2 separate regions of the Homo sapiens genome follow, and region 2 is linked to region 1. A link is an interaction called in ENCODE POLR2A ChIA-PET data of the cell type or tissue named here. Cell type or tissue: IMR-90. All regions are shown on one strand.

The links. Peaks named below come from ENCODE experiments on the same cell type or tissue, not always from the same donor. Only the 100,000 strongest peaks of a DNase experiment are listed, where the experiment ranks them.
Region 2: POLR2A ChIA-PET joins it to region 1 with 10 read pairs; 3 of 35 experiments call an interaction of 5 or more read pairs at or near these places.

The regions. Positions count from the first base shown.
Region 1 is chr17:41,379,259-41,381,758 of GRCh38, reverse strand. It overlaps KRT34 (keratin 34), which reads left to right. Exons shown (of 7, transcript NM_001386014.1): 2 at 1-46; 3 at 547-703; 4 at 2,028-2,189; 5 at 2,281-2,406. Among named protein-coding and RNA genes, the nearest start is that of KRT34, 1.8 kb to the left of the region's middle. RefSeq lists an enhancer at 1-460. In IMR-90, no CTCF peak of the experiment used is centred here; a DNase peak (open chromatin) is centred at 1,488; H3K27ac peaks cover 1,264 bases.
Region 2 is chr17:40,961,884-40,964,383 of GRCh38, reverse strand. It overlaps KRT39 (keratin 39), which reads left to right. Exons shown (of 7, transcript NM_213656.4): 3 at 601-757; 4 at 1,821-1,982; 5 at 2,097-2,222. All of the region lies in intron 1 of LOC107985072 (a long non-coding RNA gene), which reads right to left. Among named protein-coding and RNA genes, the nearest start is that of KRT39, 3.8 kb to the left of the region's middle. In IMR-90, a CTCF peak has its summit at 343; no DNase peak of the experiment used is centred here.

The sequences.
Region 1 (2,500 bases):
TGAACATTGACAATGCCAAGCTGGCCTCTGACGACTTCAGAAGCAAGTATGTTGAACTTCAAGGTCCCTATGGTTCTTTCATGGCCCTAGGGACCTACTATTGCCTGGAAGAGAGGAGAAAGCCATTTCTCTCTATTTCTCCTCCTAGGGCTGGTTATGTAAAATTAGTTTCAAATAGGGAACTAGACTCATGTGCTGCCTGCTCTTTGGTCTATACTGGTTTTTTTTGGAAGTGTTTCTTAAACCACAAAATTCAGAGATTGAAATGAATTGTTCTTTGGGAATTGATTTGGTGGTATATTAGCTAACAAAACCGAGAACACAGTGAGAGACTTCATCTCATGTGTGCCTGTGGGCTCCTCGTGGTGTTAGGTGAGTCAGGGAACCTCTTCAGCCTATCCATGGACAGCTTGACTGAAGCATATGGAAGAGAAGAGGCAGAAAACTGTAAGTTCAAGAAGATTCAGGCCAATTCTACCCAAACAACACATGAGAGGGGAAGGTGGTTTTCTTTCCTGACTTATCCTCCCACTCCGACACGTGCAGGTACCAGACGGAGCAGTCCCTGAGGCTGTTGGTGGAGTCGGACATCAACAGCATACGCAGGATCCTGGATGAGCTGACCCTCTGCAAGTCTGACCTGGAGTCCCAGGTGGAGTCCCTGAGGGAGGAGCTGATCTGCTTGAAGAAGAACCATGAGGAGGTATGAAACAAATTCACAAAAGCAGGCCTCAGAACTAAGCTACTAGCACTGGGAATCAGGAGAGGATTACTGTCTGGATCCCTGGTCTGGGACCCTTCTCTGAGGAACTCAAGATGTTCTCAGAGAGTGACGGTGCTACATCCATATCAAGGAGTGGAGTGAGCTGCTCATTCTTCAGCGGCTGGGTGAGGGTTAGGCAGGTGTTGGAATTACTGAGGAGGGACATCATTCATTGAGCCCTGCTCTCTGCTGATCACTGCTAGGTCCTGAATTTGGTGGTGGAGATGGAGGGACAAAAAAGAAATAAGACATGGCCCTTTTCTTAAAAGAGCTCACAGTCTAGTATAGAAAGACAGTCATATAAACACAGTGATATAAACAAGACAGAGTGAAACAAGTACCATATGAGATGTACAAGCAGTATGCTCTAGAAATAATCCAGGCTGCCCAAGAGGAGATAGGGAACTCTTCTCAGATGCAAAGAGGAGGATTCCAGTACTTGGGTGTTTCAGTCTGAGGGAAGAGGTTGAACAAAGACACAGAAGTGGCAGGGCAGGGTGTATCTGGGTATGGCTGGGCATGCAGTACCTCCAAGGGATGAAAGTGAAGATGTGATGGGAAGCGAGGAAGGACTTGCATATGCCAAGGAGTTTAGACTTAGTCTTGTAGAAGGTGTGAGGTTGTTTCCGTTTCTATGGGACAACAATTGACGTGATCCCTGTTGGAGTTTATTGCTATAAAATGTGTGTGTCACTCTTTGGGAATGATCAGAATCTTCCTTTTAGTGCTTTTTTTTTTTTGACGGAGTCATGCTCTGTCACCAGGCTGGAGTGCAGTGGCGTGATCTAGGCTCACTGTAACATCCGACTCCCTGGTTCAAGTGATTCACTTGCCTCAGCCTCCTGAGTAGCTGGGATTACAGGCACATGCCACCACGCCCAGCTAATTTTTGTATTGTTAGTAGAGATGGGGTTTCACCATGTTGGCTAGGATGGTTTCGATCTCCTGACTTCGTGATCCACCTGCCTCTGCCTCCCAAAGTGCTGGGATTACAGGCTTGAGCCACTGTGCCCGGCCCCTTTTAGTGCTTTCTGGGCAGCATCAAGCTCATTTTCCCAGAGCAGGAAGATGGCACATCTTCCATGGGACAGCAATTGATGTGATCCCTGTTGGAGTTTATTGCTATAAAATGTGTGTGTCACTCTTTGGGAATGATCAGAATATTCCTTTTAGTGCTTTTTGGGCAGTATTGTGCTCATTTCCCTGGAGCAGGAAAATGGCAGATCCATTGCCGTAGGTTCATTGTTTCCCTTTTCTCCAACAGGAGGTTAACACCCTGCGCTCCCAGCTTGGAGACCGCCTCAACGTGGAGGTGGACACTGCCCCCACTGTGGACCTGAACCAGGTCCTGAACGAGACCAGGAGTCAGTATGAGGCTCTGGTGGAAATTAACCGCAGGGAAGTGGAGCAATGGTTCGCCACGCAGGTGGGCATCTAAGCACATGGCCACTCAGGACCCGAGGTGCCCCAGGGCCCTGGAGACAGGGTCTGATCCTTTCCCCACTTGGGTGTTTCAGACCGAGGAGCTGAACAAGCAGGTGGTATCCAGCTCAGAGCAGCTGCAGTCCTGCCAGGCGGAGATCATCGAGCTGAGACGCACAGTCAACGCCCTGGAGATCGAGCTGCAGGCCCAGCACAACCTGGTGTGTATTGTTCAGACCTGCTGGTGAGCGATGGGAACTTGGGAGGCAGAGTCCCGGGGATGTGCTTGGGGCCACACACTCTCCTTAGCTCTTG
Region 2 (2,500 bases), 420 kb after region 1:
CAACAAAATTGTCCCCATGTCTACTAACCCTCTTGCCCCAGATGATGTTGGCACAAGCCCAGAAAAGACTTTCAAATTCAATGAATGATTAAGATTAATAACTGCTCACATGTATACAGTACCTATAGTTTCTAACTTGTGAACCCATTTGATTACCTACACAATAGTTCAGTAAAATAGATAGGACTAATATATTGTTACTCTCTTTAAGGTGAGAAATCTGTGGCTTAGTGAGGCTAAGTTACTCACCCAAAGGTAAGCATAACTAGCACAAGTCAAAACCGAAACTTGGACACATGTTTTCTGAGCCCTAATCCAGTGCTTTCTTCACTTACATTGCATTGCCACTAGGGGCAGAGGAAGGACAATAAATTCCCATATCTCAAAGAACAGCAATGTAGATCCCCCTAGCAAACTAATTTGGGAATAATAATTAAGTTATGATCTATATCAAATGGTTTCACCTCCAAAGAGAATAAAACTTCTAATAGAAATACACTAAGTGAGGTGCCCAGAGCAAAATGCAGATGAGAGTTCTGCTTGGCTTGGTTTGCATCATCTCCTTTCAGATGTCTCTCTTTTCCCATCTGGTTTTTAAAGATACGAAGCTGAGGTGTCTCTACGCCAGCTGGTAGAGTCAGATGCCAATGGCCTCAAGCAGATCCTGAATGTGCTGACCCTGGGCAAGGCCGACCTAGAGGCACAAGTCCAGTCTCTGAAAGAGGAGCTCCTTTGCCTCAAGAACAACCACAAAGAGGTGAGACAAAGACCAATAGAGTAATCACAAGCTAAGTCCCTAAAAGTAGCATCAGTTCCTTTGAGTTGCACCTGACAAAGGGTGTGCCCGCTTGTATTAGTTCGTTCTCACACTGCTATAAAGAAATAACTGAGAGTAGGTAATTTATAAAGGACAGAAGTGTAACTGAGTCACAGTTCCACATGGCTGGGGAGGCCTCAGGAAACTTACAATCATGGCTTAAGGGGAAGCAGGCACATCTCACTTGGCAGCAGGAGACAGAGAGAGACCAAAGGGGGAAGAGCCCTTTATAAAACTATCAGATCTTGTGAGAACTCACTCACTATCCTAAGAACAGCATGGGGGACACCACCCCCATGATCCAATCTCCTCCCACTAGGTCCCTCCCTTGACACATGGGAATTATGGGAATTACAATTCGAGATGAGATTTGGGTGGGGACACAGAGCCAAACCACTGCTACGTACTACTCTGGTTTAGCCCTGAAAATACCTACTGCTACTAGCACTGGTTCAAGGTAGTATTTCAAATCCACTGGCTCCAACACAATATCTGGAGCCATAAGGGGAAGAAAGGCCTCCAACATCCCCTCCAGCTTTTCTACAAGAAGGAACCCAATTTTTCTGTCCTTACAGTCTTCCCATGTTTGTAGGCATCCCTATACAGGCTTCTGCCACCTCCCATTGGTACAAGTCAATATTGGTGCAAGTCAATATTGGCACAATCCCGTATTTGCACCATAGAGACTATAATCTCTCATGATCAATTCCACCTTTATCCTGTTTCACCCATTATCCAGCCCTGGAAATGATCTAAATTTTTTGGAACTCTGGTCTTGCTACTCATTTTTTTTTAATTTTGCACACATTTAAACACACAGTCCTACCTGAAAGAGTCTTAAATCATTTTATAGCATCTCAATAACACCTGTAAATCATGTATTCCTTTGTTGTGGGCTATATTTTAGACACAATTAAGCTAAATCGTAGCAGTTAGAGTGAAACAAGAACACAAAGGGGTTATCTGTTCACCAAGTGACTTCACAGTCTTTTTCTTTCCTTAGGAAATCAATTCTTTACAGTGTCAGCTTGGGGAGAGACTTGACATTGAAGTGACTGCTGCCCCTTCTGCTGACCTAAACCAGGTTCTACAAGAAATGAGATGTCAATATGAGCCCATCATGGAGACAAACCGCAAAGATGTGGAACAGTGGTTCAACACGCAGGTGGGGGATATAGAAAAGTCAAAAACAATAAGCTGATGCTGCATTTCTAGGGCCCTTTAATCAAAGTCATGTTTTCCTCCCATAATATTCTCAGTCTCTGGCTGTGTGTTTCAGATAGAGGAGCTGAATCAACAAGTGGTGACCAGCTCTCAACAGCAGCAATGCTGCCAAAAGGAGATCATAGAACTGAGACGCAGTGTGAACACTCTGGAGGTTGAACTGCAGGCCCAGCATCGAATGGTACTGAGCAAGCTGACCAAGCCTAGCTCAGCAAAGATGGAAACAGTCCCTTACACCTGTGTGCTGCAGTATTTCCCAAACTGTGTCTTTCAGAACAATAGTTCCTCATTTGTTAAAGCGTCTATGGCTGAAAAAGAGCTTTGTGGCCAAATAAGTCTACGAAACGCTGCACTAAACCAAGGTTAAACAGGGTGCCTTCCTGTGAGCCATTAATAAGCTAATATACACCATGAATCTCCAGGAAGGGGGTATATGGTATTCAGCATTCCAAAACTTAT